Linked DNA regions of Mus musculus: region 2 is linked to region 1. A link is a loop called in an ENCODE intact Hi-C map of the cell type or tissue named here. Cell type or tissue: left cerebral cortex. All regions are shown on one strand.

Region 1 (8,000 bases):
TCAAAGGGAGAAACATAAAAGATGTGTTCCCTAGCCCACTTTAATTTTCATTTTCTATTTTATTTTTATTTATTTATTTACTTATTCTTGAAACACAGTTTCTCTACATAGCCCTGGCTGTTCCAGAACTCACATGTAGACAGGTACATTAAACAAACAACAACAACAAACTCTTCAAACCCAAAAGATTAGTAGTGACTGAATCTGTAACTTGGCCTAATTGACCAAAATCATCTTTACTTGACATAAAACTCATTGAGAAGAAATAATGACTTTGGGATATTTAAATTTACCCTCCAGAGATCTGGAACAAGAAATTGTAACACATTTGGAAATTTTATCCCTATGGCCCTTCTTAGTAGCCACCAGCAGATACGTAAAGAAACATGGGTGTGGTCCGCAATGGGGAACAGGTGTAAGGGCTCAGCCTTTGAGTCTGCTGCAGCTGTAAAACACCCTGCTGAACTTGGTGTACTCTAAAGAGGGAACAGGCCATCAAAGCCATGAAGAGGGGCCCCAAGGGCCACCCACTTGGATGCCACTTTAATGAAGCAGCTACCTGGCAGGTTCAGTAAGCAGGCCGACCCTGTGCCAGGCTTCTCAGCAGATAGCAGGGCTCTCGAGTTGTTCTACTTGTCAGTTGTCAAAACCCAGATCACAGCTTTTAAGGGCATTCCAGCAAGAATCCATCTGGAAGCCGCCTCCTGAGTAAGCAGCTATCAGAAGCCCCTAATGAACTTGAGGTTTTCTGCCCACCATGTAACACGAATCATGCTACCCAGAATGTAGTGCCAAACACATTCTACAACATTAGGGACATGAAGAAACAGCAGGTTTTCAGGTTTGGGTACCTGATTTTCATTTTTTGGTGCTAGGGATCGAACCTGGGGCCTTGGGCATGCTTGGTAAGTACCCAACCACTGAACTGTAGTCCCAACCCCACCTTTCCATTTTTCATTTGGATACAGGGTCCGATTAAGTAACCAGCAGGCCTTGATCTTTCTATATTCCTGTCTCAGCTCCTCAAATAGCTGGACTACCAGCTCACAACACCAGGTTGCTGCTGTTTATAAAATTTATTTATTGGGAGAAGGGGTAGTACACACCCATGCCACAGTGCTTGTGTGGAGGTCAGAGGGTAATTTGAGGGAATCAGTTCCCTCTTTGCGCTATGTAGGACCTGGGAACTGAACTCAGGTCCTCGGGCTAAGCAGCAATAACTTTCACCTATTTGGCTACCTCATATACCCTACCACATCGTTTTTTGTTATTGTTTAACATATTCTTATTGAGAAAAACTTTCTCTAATTCTAGTGGTAAAGAATTAGGGACCAAATGTGATTCCCCACTCAACAGTACGACCACAAATTGTAAAGGTTTTTTTTTGTCTCCAGAGGTGGGAAGTTATTTGTCCCAGGCTTAGTAAGCTAGGGATGGTGCAGGACTAGAAGGTGAGCCAGTGCTCTCAGACCCCAACTAGCTGCTTCCCCACCGTCTCAAACTCTTCGACACTTTAGGTTCTTCTTCCCAATCCAGATGCAGGCATAGCAGATGTACCAATAGCGGGAGAGGCAGTGCAGACTCAAATGCAAAACGGAGCCACATGTTTGCGTTTGGACCCTCTAGTGGTATGGCTACTGGAGTTTTCTGAACATCAGTTTCTTCATTTGAAAAAGTAGAGCAAACAATGCCTTGGAGATATATTTATCTTAACAACATTGCACAGGCACACCTGGTAGCCCAGATGATCTATTAAAGATACCTGCCCCCAGGTACTGGAATTACAGGGGCTGGCAAGATGGCTCAGCGCTTAAAGGTGCTTGCTGCCAAGCCTTATTGATGACTTGAGTTTGATCCTTGCTACCCACATAGTGGAAGGAAAAATCCAACTTCCTCAAGCCAGACGTCTACAAGCAAGCTAAGGCATATATGGACATCACACACAAACACACAGACACACGTACACACATACACACACACACACACACACACACACACACTAATAAATAAATGAATAAATGAATAAATAAATAAATAAATACATGAATTTTAAAAAGAATGACCGTAAGCTATCTAGGTGAACAAGTGAGTACTTCCTTTACGGGATGAAGGAAGAGGACTCTGTTTACTAAGGGGTATGTCAGATAATTTTGATTGACAGCTTCAATTACATAAAGCCTTTGCTCACTATGCGTGTCTCTTCCCATAATGCATCTAATGTTAATCATATGTATGCCCAACTATGCATAAACATAAGAAGGTAAATAATTTTTTTCCCAAAAGTTCACTCAGAGGGCACAACTTGCCTTATTGCACCTCACTGATTTGACTTTGAAGTGAAAACTCAAAGCCCACTCCCACCCCCCAGTGACACACCTCCTTCAACAAAGCCACACTTAATCCTCCCTAAAAAATCTGCCAGCTGGGGACCAGACATTTAAATACATAAGCCTATGGTTACCTTGATGTTTAAGGTTAGTTAGACAACGCTGAGATACCTACACCTGAATTGTGCCTACTGAAAAATAGAGGGGCCTCAGTGATCCTTTTTCTGAAATTAGATAAGCGAGATTATGCACCCCAGCCTGTAAATAAATAACCGATGTCTGCCAAGACCTCCATTTGGAGGCTTTTCCACAGGGGAGTTTGTTGAATCTAATCAGATGCCTGTCTCAGCATCTTGAAACAGACATAATCTTAATCGCTCTTTTGAATGTGATTTTCTCCTGTAGATGGCCCTCCCTCCCTGACTCAGATAGCATCTCACTGTGTAACTCTGGCTGGCCTGCAGCTTGCTATGTAAACCAGACTGCCCTCATACTTGCAGCAGATCCACAGGGGTGCTCCACCATGTCCTGCACACACTTCCTCTTTTATAACTGAAGAATCTGAAACTCAAAAAAAAAAAAAAAATCACAAGCCGTTTGGTAGGACTCAAACGCTGCTTTGTCTACATTCAAGCCTGTAAGTCACTGTGCAAGAAGGATGGCACGCATGCGCGTGCTGGCAGGTCGCGGAAGCATCGGGCAGGAAACCTCCATGGTGCCTGCGCCCTCTACTGGCGACGCTGCTCAATTTCTGGTCTAAAAACCAATGTCCCAGAATACAACTGGTGGTGGTTGTAGTAATAACTCAAATTGACTGAGTTCGTGACATGGGGAGATGCTGGGGAGGTCAGAGTCTTCTGATTTCCAGTTGCACGAGAATGGGCGTCTTGGGAAAAAAAAACAAAGAAAACAAAGCTGTGCAAAAAATGTGTTTCCTGCCAAGTTCTCTGTTTCTGCATTAGACAGATGAAGGAGTAGTTTTGCTTTTTTCATAATTCAGAGAGGTTTGCAGATGTAATTTTTGCACCTACAAGAAATACAGTAGTGAGTCTTCCTGAGCATTTTATTGAAGGCAAGACAAAGAATAGTTTTAAAAACACATAATGAGGAGACACATACTGGGTACCTTGGGTATGCAGTGAGACCATGTCTCAAAGAACAAGCACATCTTTATGAACGTGAATGAGAACATTTGTTACCACACCAGGCCCTGTACATACCTTTTATTCTTCCAACCTTGCAAAACATCTGCCATGGCAGAAATTAATCTCTCCCTCTTTCTTTAGCTTCTCTATCTCCCTCTTTCAGAAAGGGGTTCTAGAACATAAGACCCTCTAGAAGAGTGGTTCTCAACCTCCCTAATGTTGGGACCCCTTAATATAGTTTCTTGTGTTGTGGTGACCCCCAACCATAAAATTCTTTTTCATTATCATTTCATAATTGTAATTTTCCTGCTGTTAGAAATCATGGTGTTATGAATTACAACGTAAATATCTGATATGCAGATGTATGGCTCCTAAAGGGGTTAAGAACCCCTACTCTGGATCCTTTAGTACAGTGCCATGGTTAGGAACATCAGCTTTAAAGTTAGGCCAACCTGGGTTTGGAATGGGGTTACAGCACTGGCACGGGAGCCATCCTGGGTCTCCATTTCCTCACGTGTGAAACGGCTTTAAATATCCTCGAAGGATTGGCGTGAGGTCTGAAGAAATACTTCTAAGTCCTTTAACATAGCATCTGAGACACAGCTACGCCCTCCCCACTGTCTCTTGTTCTCATTATTCAATTTAACCTCTTCATTTTAGACATGAGGACATGAAGTTCTGAAAGAAATTGCTTTATGGCCAGGTGGTCAGTTAGGGCAAAACTAGGTGGATCCAAGCATCCTGGGCCAGTCTCTCTATGCCTTGCCACCTACTGCACAGTGGATTTTCCTTTATCCCTCGGCTCTGAGCAGAAAGAGGTTAGGACATTTTCTTAACTCCTTGTCAGGGTCATTTTGAGCTGATGCTATTGCCAGAGATGGAGACAGGGGCTCCTGGAGTGTAGCTCCCTGCCATAAGGAGCCAGCATGTATCCCACACCAGACCAGCTGACTCCCATATAGCACTGTGCAGCTGCCCCTGTCATTATTTTATCCTTGTCAATCTGAAACTATAAAAAGAGAAGCTAATTAGGTAATGTCACGTGTCACCACCAACAGCTTCCCCACATTCTGGGAACTGTCAAACCTCTGCATGCAGCCAGCCATTCCTGGAGAGCCCTCTTGTCGAGGCTCCTTTGCACGTGCTGAGACTGGATGGCTGCCTACATTGTGTCCTTTGCCCCATGTGCCAATTTCTAATGTTCTCTATGATTTTTCCCAGAGGTCTCACACACACATAGACCCTCAAATGCTTAGGGGCTTTTGATCCAGAAATGGCTCGCACCATCCTTAACAATGGTCCACAGTAGTTTTCCGTTTCAGTCTGGGAGGATCCAGTGAGCCAGGTTAGGTGAGGTTCCTGGTGTTTCCAGAAAGGACAGAGCCCATCAGCTCTGATAAAAGTCCCTACAGGCCTGCTATCAATCTTTCTCAGACTTTCCCAAGCTCAGCAGACCCTATTAACAGACAGGCAGACTGAGTCTTCCTCCTCAGGGTCAAGTAACTCATAGTTGCCCAGGTCTCATTTAAACATGGTCTAACCTAACCCTACACATTTAATAAACAGATGGGGCAAGGTCAGAGATGGAGAAGGAGAGGCTTAGGTATGCTGGCATCAATAGCTCAGTGATGTATGCAGAAAGAGCCCTGGACTAGCAGTTAAGAAGCCTGGGTCACCCTAGCCCAGCCCTAATGACCTGTGCCATTGGAGATCACTTGAGCTCTCGCTGACCATGTTCCCATCTGCTGTGCAAGTGGATTGGTCTTGAGGACCTGGAGGCACTCTTCCAGCCCAAGGTTTTCTCAGTGACCGTATCCTGACCATGGGATGTGTTAAAGTGTTTTCAGTGTGTCCACATTCCTTGTTTTTTGCACTTAACCTTCCTAAAAACCCAGATGCTGTTGCTGAGGTGTCTGGTCAGGCAACTGTGAGCAACCATGACAGAGCTTGGTTCTGGACAAGTGACGAGCCCCCCTCCAGCGTGCTGTTCTTCAGGGAGCAGACAGGCCCCTCACCCTTGTGGGCAGTCAGAGGATGGGCTCCCAGGAAACGTAAATGCTAGAGAGGTGTGGTGGCTTTGGGGACAAGGAAAGTCAGTTTTGCATTTCCCTCCTTTTTTGGGTGTTTCTTCAATAATTTGGATCTCACAACAGGTTCGGCCTGGCTTCAGACCCAATTTTGGCTTCTCTGGCATCAGAGATAAAAGGCAAGGTGCAGGCACTTTGCCATAACACTAACTGGCACAGACAGCGATAACCCTAACCCAGGCACCCCATTATTTTATTACCAGAGCTCCCTGGGGGGACTGGTGTTCCCATCCCAGCTCAGAAGCCATTGACTAAGAAGATGGGGCAAGAAGGTTTTCCGTCCTGTCACCCCTACCTCTCTTAAGTCAGGAAAGTTGAAGAAGGAAAATCACAGGGTGGGGTTGATGGTAAGAAAACTTGACTTTCCAACCTCTAGGATCATGAGACAGTAGATGCTGCTTAAGCCACTGACTTGTGGTACATTGTTATGGCAGCCCTGGTACACCAACACAGACTTGCTCCAGTCTCGGCTCCTCCCTTGCCTCCTCACTCCCTTCCATACAAACCCCAGAGCCAGATCCGTCAGGTTTCCAGAATCAGGAAAGCTTGCCCCGCAAATCAATAGCCAGACTGTCCCACTCCAGGACCTGTGGTGAGCAAGCACTGGTTTGCTCTGAGTAAGACAAGTTGCTTTGAGAGCCTCTGGAGGAATGCAGGGAGAATATGAAATATGAGAACAAAAGCCTGGCTAATGTTTTGAGCCACAATCATGCTACACTTATATCATTTTGGCTTCTGCCCTTCTCGAGTCTTCAACTGAACATTCATAGTAGCAGTTCAACAAGGTGGGACCCTCATTCACTTTTGCACACCTAGACAATAAACATGGGGTTTCTTACAGTCAATGTTGCATGCCCAAAGAACTTGAAAGAAGCTGAGACCTCAACACCCTCATTTTCAGAGAGTGTATACACACACACACACACACACACACACACACACACACACACACACACAGAGGTTTTGCCCTTAGCTCCCCAAGCATAAGAAAGGGACCCAGGGGCAGACAAGGGACGTCCTATTACACATAGTGTTTACTCTGGGCATGGCTATTGACTCCAGACCTTATCATTGGGTCCTCAGACTGGGCAGGGCAGGTCTGGGCACCAGGAAGAGCCAGTGCCCCTGCCCTGTGATCAAGAGGAGAGAAGGGTGGAAGGGAGATCGGAGCAGAGTGAGAGAGAAGCTACCCCTTGGACCACAATGAAGCCCCTCCTTGTGCTGCTGCTGCTGCTGCTCCTGGATCTGGCTCAGGCCCAAGGTGCTCTGCACAGGTAAGGCCCTGTCTCCAGCACTAAGTTCAATTGAGGCATCCCCCAACCCCAACCCAGGGCTGCCCCGGGGGAGGAAAGCTAATGAGGAAATGAAAAGAAGAAACCGGGATCTCTCAGGAATCCCTAGAGAAGATTCCCCAGGCCTCTCCTTCCAGTGTAGGTGCCTGCCTCAGCTCAAGGGACTCCCCCTCTGTTGTTCAAAGGTGTGCTCCATAGATGTGATTTGTGACTCCAAGCCTTCAAATACTTTCCCAAGGGGGCCTGAGCACTGCTATCCACAGGGTCCTTCCATCCCTTTAAGTCAGCCCTTTATGATCAGACTATAGACTGTGTCTGACCTCCCATTCCCTAGAAAATCTCAAAAGGCCAGTGCCCAGGAGGGAAAGCCATTTCTACCCAAATTCTGAGTCTGCAAGACAAAGCCATTGCTGCTTCTGGTCTTGAAGGTTCCCTCCTGGGTCTTGCTGTAGTCAGGCTCTGAACAGGTATAGAGGCAATGGGAGCCTTTATTTATAAATGCCCCTTTATTTCCTGATCTTTCTCCAGAGTGCCCCTCAGAAGACATCAGTCCCTTCGGAAGAAACTACGGGCCCAAGGACAGCTCTCAGAATTCTGGAGGTCTCATAACTTGGACATGACCCGACTCAGCGAGTCCTGTAATGTGTATTCGAGTGTCAATGAACCCCTCATCAACTACCTGGATGTAAGATTTCTCAAATTGAAGCCTGAGGACACTGGGTGTAGGGAGGAAGGCTGGGGCCTTCAGCAGGGGCCAGTGCTGCATTGGTGGCATTATGATCAGGCATGGATTTGTTTGCTTGGAGGATTCAGACAGTCCCCCAGTCTCTATCTACTCTGTAAAGCAGGCTTCTAAATGACCCAGTATGCAGAGCTTTCTTCAAGAGGAAAGAGATAAGTATGATATGTGTTCCAAAAAGAAAGACCCCTACTGTGTGCCCAGCTGGGCATTTTACTAGCTATTCCTCTGGGCAAAGAACTTGGTTTGCCACACCTCCAGGTCCCTGATGACATCGTGAGGATCAGGATAATGAGAGAAGGATGGACCCAAGTTTCCTGGGCTATCCTCAGTTTCCTCCCTGGTGGTCCTTGCTCTGTTCCTTCCATCCTTTGCCTCCAGCCTTGCCTCTTCTGGGCTCTGTAGATTGT
Region 2 (8,000 bases), 370 kb before region 1:
GCTTTTACCTTCTTAGAGGGTAGTGCCTGGAGAGAGGATGTAGGGCAGGGTGGAAACTCTGCTCACTTAGGTTAGGAGGAATGTAAAAAGGGAAGGGTGGGGCTTCTTAGTCATCAAGGAAACGGATCCTTGGGTCTGGAAGCCCCTATTGGCTCAGGAGCAGTACAAGCCCAGGTCAGTAAAAAGCACAGCAAGGATCAGACATCCAAAGGACCAAGGGGTGCCCCATGCAGTCAGACTCACACCACTCAAGCTCTCTCTGCTCTAGCTCAGGGGGCAGTCTTCCTGGTGCTGCAAGTTACTCTTCTCGTTAGTGACTCCTTCAAGCTCCCCATTCCCTTCACTCAGAGAGAGGCATCCACCACTTTCTACAGATTCAACTGCCAGCTTCACAAGTTGGTCCAAAAGGATCATTTCTAGCCCAAAGCTAAGAACACTCAGAGATTCCAACCCAAATGACAAACCCATCTCTCTTGAACTATAGAAAACAATACAGTTAAAATAAAAGCATAGCATTCAAGCCAGGAAACAGAGAATGAGCCTGAGCGGCAGGGAGCTGTTGAAACACATGATCCCATGGTGTGATTTCCTAGCTCTGGTGCTCCTGGGGAAGCACGATGTAAAAGAGCCAGTGTTTCAAGCACCAGGCTTGTAGGTTGGGAGAGCATCTAACGGTAGAAAAAGGTCAAAGGCAGGACCCAATGTGACACATTCAGTTTTTCCCTTTTTTAAGATTCTGGTTTTGGGAAAACAGTTTTGAGTTGGTGGAGGTCAAAGTTCCCTTAGTCACCCTTGTTTGGATAAACAAAAAACAGTTTCAAGAGGCAGCACTTCTAGAATTTATCGAGGGATTTTCAAGCCCCTGTTCATCCCGAGAGCTTTATAACAAAACTAAGCCAAGAGGTGAACTTGAAATAGTTTTAATCTGGGCCCAATTTTTGGATTAGCAGAGAGCAACTTAATTTTTTTTAATGGAATGGCAAATTTTAAAAGTATCAGATGCCAAAAATAGTGGGAGAAAGAAGGACTCATTTCCTACCCTTTTTAAATCTGCCATAAACACAATAAAACTTTAAGACTTTTTACTCTAAAAGGAGCTAGCTATAGAACTGTCTTATATTGGAAAACATCTTACATGGAAAATGGTGTGTCAGAGACAAAGACAGGAACGGAAGAAAAGTCTCTATGTTCAGAAAAACTTCCAAAGCTCCGAGATAAGACTAGGATGCACTTCTACAGCATGGAGCAGAGCAAATGCAAACAACCGGTGGCTCCCTCACAGCAAGAGGAAGAAGACAGAATCCCACCCGCACGGCAGGTCACAGGACTGTCCCATTCTGCTAAATGTTTATGACAGAGATCTCAAAGGCCAGGTTTCTCTGTTCCAAACAGAACAAAGTTTGTGATGAGAACAGAGACTCCAGGTGGCTTCTGTGTGAACTGCCACCACAACAAAGAGTGGTCTATGACCAGGAGAGGCTAGAAAAACCTGTGTTGTATATGGGTGTGCATGTGCATGCACATACACACAAATATATATATATATATTTATATAAAATGAAAACTGGGCTATATATGATTTTTTAAATCAGTACTGAAAAACAAGATGTCACTGAGAGCTGCAGCCAAACATCTGGTCAAGGTGTCCTCTATGGTCTGAAGGGACAGACGTAGGCTTATGTCCCTATGTCTTGCCTTGGCAGATATCGCAGCAACCCGATCATGGACAACCTGTCACTGGCTAACCTAAGAACAGTATGTACTGGAGCTGGCTGGATTCCAACAACAGAGGGAAGCAAAGAGTGGAGGAAGGACCAGAACGGGGAAAGCAGTAACAAGGGCTTCATTCTCGAGGTCTGGGTAATGGGAAGGCTAATTCCTGTAAGAACAACTTAGAACCTAATTTTCAACTGAGTCCCCAAGCTACTTAAATAGGAAGATTTTAGAAACGGCCAGTCTCCTTGTCTAGAATAATTATGTTATACCCCTTAGACAGTACAAGACTTGTCAGTGGCCTGTGGGGAAGCAGATGAATTGACACCAGGGCTAGTGGCGTTTGTTTTGGGGAAGACAGTTGGCTTGGGCCGTGTGGCTGGTGGTTTGACTGGAGCAGCCATCTTGACAGACTTTACAGGCCGGAAGGCGCAGGCAATGTCCCCAGCAGTACTAGCGCTGCGCTGGAAGGCAGGCTCAGGGTCCTTGAGGAGCTGGGTGTGCAGAGGGCTGGAGGGCTCAGATGTGGGGGCTACCACCGGGGAGGTCTTGAGTGGTTCCAAGGTGTCCAGAACCACATCAGGTGTGTGCTTAGCACTGCTCTGCCGCTCTAGCTCTTGAAGCTCATTCAGGGCAGAGTTCATTGTTGCTTCAATATCCTGCAAAACAGGAAAAAGGAAAAAGTAAGACAAACCAAGACAGATATACCCAAGGATCCAATTTCACTCAAATAGGCTAAGCCATGAAACCAGCAATAAAATGCCTTATTTCATTGGCCAAAGTCCTGGGACATATGAGTGTCCAGATCGTGGAAAAAGGGGACAGAGATTGTCATCGTCAGGAATTTAGAAAGAGTAACTGGTGACTTTTGGATATGACAAGGCTGTTGTACACATCAACTTATACCCGTTGGGGTCACCTGTACAATATCAAGCCAGCCAAAATGCCAGCAGAAACTGGGGTGGGGCCCCTTAGGCCCCACCCCCATCAGAGGAGCTACTGGCAGTTGACAGTTGCTGAGGAAGAGTCACTCAGTTTTGGGAATTGGGGCTCCTGGTAGCTAGATCATACCCCAGAAGGTAGCCCTAGACCTATGCATATATGGGAATATTAGACTTCCAATACATATGGGAAACCTTAGCCCAGTATGTATTGGACTGGGGGTGGGTTGTTAACAACAACAACAACAACAACAACAACAACAACAACAACAACAGGAGATTGGGCTGGAAGCCAAGTGGGAGGCTCTGGGAGGAGCTGGGGGCAGGGAGCAGTGGAAGACATGATCAAACACATTGCATAGATGTACTAAGTTTAACAACGGAGAGAAAATATTAACAAGGAAAGAGTAGCTGAGTCTTTTCAACTCAAGTCCTTGTTTTCTGTGACAGGTGCTGAGACATTTCTGGATGAAATTACACACAGTTAGATGGAGAAAGGGAAGGTCATGAGTACACGGGGATTCATTATATAATTCTCTCTATGTCTGTGTCTGTTTGAAAGTGTACATAGTGAACACATTTTACAAAGTGGTGGAGATCAAGTATGATCTCTATTTTCTTGACTTCAAGGCCAATGGTTAAGGGGGTTATTCCTTCCATCCTCCACATGAGCTAAGGGCCGTTCAAGAGCCAAGTCCTTGAAGACTGGTTAGAACAATGCTTCAATTTCCAAACTCCTTGAAACTGGTTCCTTCTACCCAGCACCATGAAAGAGAACCCAAAGAGTGGCCAGAAGGGGGAGCCAAAGCCCACACAGGTAAGTTAGCATCTACAAATCAGAGGACACTGCAGCTTTTAGGAAAAAAGCAGTCCTAGCCCAGGGGCTCAAGGCAGAACCAGAGAACCACTGTGTGTAAGCACCCAGCCTCCATACCCTGCTGCACACTCGTGTTTAATATTGCCACCACAGGACTCCTCTTTGGGATCAAGAATACTTTCAAACATTTTAAGTTCCAAGTCAGCCTCAGATTTCCCACTCAGGGCTTTTGGTCCTATGGCATGATCTATGTTGCTACGAATGACAGGGACTCATTTTCACTAATCACGGTGGCATTAATTAGCCCCCCTTTTTTTCCTTCCTGCAACCTTAGGGATGGAACCCAGGAGCCTATGCATGCCAGGCAAGCATTCTGAGCTTGCATCACTGAGCTATACACTAGACTTCCCAAATCTTTTAGAATGCTCTGGAAGAATTCTTATCTCCTGGCCCCGTCCTGTTAATGCAGCTAGTATGTTTGCGGTTTCTAACACTTTGATTAATGACTGGCCAAAAGAAGATCAAGGAGGATTCCCATGGTGCAAGGCAGACTGCTGTCAGGAGCTTAAACAGGATAGAAGGCTAGCAAAGCAAGACATCACAGGCCCAGGGCTTAACTCTGGCCTCACCAGGTACACCTCCTTAAGCTGAGCAGCAATGCAGCCAACAGAGACCATACAGAGCCTCCACTGCCCTTCCCTGTCACCCCAGAAGATGAGGTGAGGAAAAGGACAAAACCAAGCCCTTAGTTCCTACCTGTTCTAGTGAAAATTATATAGCTGGGAGAGACGTCTGAGAGAACTGCTTGGAGTGGCCCCAGTAGCTGGATGTTTAGATGTCGGGTTGGGCTTCTAATATTTCACGGAAAACACAGAGTCAGCAGTGTAGTGTAGATGAGAAGGAAAGTCCTGCAATCGGGAGCTCACCTGCACTGTTACCAGGAGCCCTGGGCTGGAGGCCCTTCTAGTACCTGAGCTTCAAGCAACATGGATACTTTGGGGTCTTTATGATAGAATCAGATGTGGACTAATTATCTACCCACAAGCACCTAGATCAGCTTCAGGAAGTGGGGTGATGGGGATGGGTAGAGAAATATATAAACGCGACAGACTATATTTGTCTCAGCTTCACTAAAGCCTACTATTGGGTTTTTATCATCTGTCTACTATCTACCTACTTACCTACCTATTCAATGTGTCCTATGGACAGAGGCCAGAGGAAGATGTCAGGTACCCTCCTCTATTACTCTCTACCTTATCTTATTTGAGACAGAGTCTCTCACTGAATTTGAAGCTTGCTGCTTTTTGGCTGGTCTGGCTGCCTGCTCCTAATCCCCAGCACTGAGGTTACAGGCATATATGGCCATGCTAGGCTTTTATGTGAGTGCTGTGAATTTGAATTCAGTTCATCTTGCTTCCATAGCAAGTATTCTTATCCACTGAGCTATCACCCCAGACTTTACCTTAGTACGACTAATTCTACTTCCAGGTTCTTGCTGGAGAGATAGGACTAGGCAGATTGCTCATTAAGCTGTTCTGGCAGGTTCACTGTATGATACTTGCAGTACTCTCTATAGAATGTACAGAGCATTGGTCTGCTTTAAGTTCTGTGGGTTCTCCGGGGCTGCTGAGGGGAAGTAACCAGTGTAAGCTTATCACGTAACTGTTCAGAGCCCTGTTACCTGTGCAATGACTTCAGGGTCCATGGGCCGATGGTTATTGAAACTTTTTGACCTTCCTGCCGTAGCGGTCTTCCGGATCTGCGGACTGTCCATCCGGTTCTTCAAGGATGAGTGGCGGCTGATAGAGTTGAGGCTGCCATGGCCGCTGATGGAACACTTATCTGGCCCTTCCTTGGGGAGATTCTGGCTCATGATGGGCTGGGAGGATGGACGGCAGCTAGCCCCCACCCCCAGGGAGGAGGAGTCAGTCAGAGAACTGCCCAGCCCATGGCTGTCACTCCGAAATGCTTTTCTGATGCTCCCAGATTCTGGACGCTTCCTTTGCCTTCAACAAACAAAAATGGCATCTGATCAGGGAGCCCTGGCTCCAAGGGAGCTAGGATTGTGACAGGGGGTAGAGGCTGGCACCTGGGACTTTTAAAGAGAGTCAAATAGATTACACTAACTCTCCAGCTTTTCTTTCTCTTGTTTTCTCTCTGGATCGGTTCCCTTCCAACCCCCAACCTGGGCGGAGTGAAATGCATACTTACTTGGTGGCTGTGAGCTTTGAGTTCTAAACATGTAAGATGCTGTCAGAAAAAAATGCCTGTTTAAGAGAAAGTTTCTAGTGGGAGAAAAGAGTCATGAAAAGACCCACTCCACTGCCTGCCTGAACAGCAGCCCAAGGCCCCAGGTAAGAAAGTCTCATCATCACCAAGGAGGGGAGAACTGCTGGTAACAGGAGTTAACGTTTCCAGTTTGCTCAACTATGTATAATGAGCCTGTCATCATTTGGGCTCTAGTAAGAGGCTGTTTCGTATTCATAGACATGGAAAAGATTTTTCAAGGAACTGCTTTTTGGCACAGACAGAGGGCTCACTGTGTGCCTGCTCCTAGGGTGGAAAGGACATTTATGCAACTCCTATGTCACCCAGCACTGGGCCAATTTATTTCATACCACAAAAGGCTCTCAAACGATATGGTGTGGTAGGATCCTAGTCATATGGGTATTGTCCGATGCTGAATAATTTCATTTTTCAAACCAGATTTTAAAGGACCTCATCTAAGATGCCATCTAGCTGCTAGTTCAGATAGCAGCTGGGTAGCTCTGATCTTGTATCTACTGAGGAAGATGAGCTGAGCTGGGTGGGGTCTCTGGATGGTAAGGGTAGGACTCTGAAGACTGGGGGCCAAATCTGAAGTAAGTTCTTATGCTGCTTACAGCTGAGATCTGCTTTATCTTTCTGGGTCCAGCAGGGTGTGCCCAGCAGCCACTCTAAGCATGTATGGCTAGGTAGGACTAGCCTTGGAAGGCAGCCATTTTCAACAAGAAAAAGGATGCTTTTTAGTCTAGGAGGGCTCTGCTGAAATAAGCCCTCCTCTGTCAAGTTTTCCAGACACTAGTGCCTCCAACTACAGACTGGAGAGGTTTTCCCCTCCCATATCCCCTCAGTGATTACATGGGACTGTGTTTCAGTTGCCTTCCATATGGTCTTTTGCCTTGCCAGTCTGTGAGCTCTGAATCACTAGCATCGGTGCTTGGCACAACGCAGATGGTTAATATAGGATGTGGAATTAAAGTGAAATGCCACACCCTAAGAACTCTGCTGATTTCCTTTTCCCATTCAAGGATGGCTGACTCACAAATCAGAACTGCTGAGAGGGCAGATTTAGGAGGCTGTGGCAGTGTGTCATCCCAGGCTCTATTTGGGCCATGAAGACAGAGATGCTGGTTACAAGTTCAGCCTGAAGGAGGAACCAGGCATGGATAGCACTGAGCACCAACAACTCAAGCCATTCTAGAACGCAGGATGAGAGCACTTTTTTTTTCAGCCTCAAGGAACTTAGGGTGTCAGGAAGGCTTCCCCAAATAAGTAATGCTTAGAGTGAGTCTTGGAGGGTGAGGAGGAGTTAACCAAATGAGAGGGTCCAGGAGGAGAGAGTTCTTTAGACAATCAGGAAATTGAAGTTGCATGGGAGGACTGTTGTGGAGATAGTCAGGAAGACAGAACGGCATACTCGCTCCTAAGGGCCAGGCATATGGGGGCTGTCTGTCACTCACGCACTGATTGGCTGGTGCCTAGGAAAGGTTGACATGGGTTGGTTATAGTCTGCCCCAGGAAATTCATCAGAAGAATCTTGATACCACCAAGCAAGCAGTTCAAGGGAGCCATCTCAACGTTCTAGCAGTTGTTTATCTTTTGACTATTTTCAGCCTTTGTTCTCTATCATTCCTTTGTAATAAGTGGCATCAAATATATGCTGACTTAAAACTTAATACCCAGGGATGAAGCTGTAGCTTGGCAGTGGGGTTCTCCATCTGAATATGTGACTTGTTCAGTTCTGTCCCTCAACACCATAAAAACAAAAATAAATGTGTGTAAATAAACACCTAACTTTCCCTTCAACATCCAGTCTTGGTTTCTGGCTCAATAGGCTTATGACCTTGTGATTGTAGACGCATAATTAACACAGACTTGTAAATATTGAAAAAAATGTGATTAGCTGGCAGCTACTTTTTATTAACTTGCCCTCCTAGTAGATGGAGGGAAGTATAAAATTCTCAACTTGCTTAGTGGTTTGAATTAAATTATGACTATTCTAGTAAGTGAGCTGAATAAACGAGATGAACTTGAGGGGAAAGAGATAGGAAAGAACCATGTCCCCCAACCCCTCTATTGTCTGGTTGGAAAAAAGCCAAGAGATCTGGCAACCTCATGCAGTTTAACAACAATAAGCATCTTTTATTCTCCTTCCAGTCTCAGTGTCCAGAGGCTATGGTTAACAGGGTATCAAAGTGCAAATCATTTCACCCCTCCAAAGTCAGGAGGAATACAAACTGTGCGTCATCTCCAATCCACGGTCACCA

What was found. Hi-C counts contacts between places; a loop is a spot of excess contacts. Peaks named below come from ENCODE experiments on the same cell type or tissue, not always from the same donor. Only the 100,000 strongest peaks of a DNase experiment are listed, where the experiment ranks them.
Region 2: it touches region 1 in a loop (4-fold over the local background); 2 of 42 quality-filtered maps call a loop at or near these places.

What each region holds. Positions count from the first base shown.
Region 1 is chr1:131,655,234-131,663,233 of GRCm38, forward strand. It overlaps Ctse (cathepsin E), which reads left to right. Exons shown (of 10, transcript NM_007799.3): 2 at 6,643-6,833; 3 at 7,380-7,536. The coding sequence starts at 6,763. Among named protein-coding and RNA genes, the nearest start is that of Ctse, 21 kb to the left of the region's middle. In left cerebral cortex, a CTCF peak has its summit at 3,066 (motif pointing left); a DNase peak (open chromatin) is centred at 3,010; H3K4me3 peaks cover 473 bases; H3K27ac peaks cover 547 bases.
Region 2 is chr1:131,287,369-131,295,368 of GRCm38, forward strand. It overlaps Srgap2 (SLIT-ROBO Rho GTPase activating protein 2), which reads right to left. Exons shown (of 23, transcript NM_001081011.2): 22 at 5,153-5,477; 23 at 1-2,372. The coding sequence ends at 1,989. The region is part of intron 1 of Gm51644 (a long non-coding RNA gene); the gene reads left to right. Among named protein-coding and RNA genes, the nearest start is that of Ikbke, 12 kb to the left of the region's middle. In left cerebral cortex, CTCF peaks have their summits at 3,449 (motif pointing right) and 6,392; DNase peaks (open chromatin) are centred at 3,452 and 6,682; H3K27ac peaks cover 627 bases.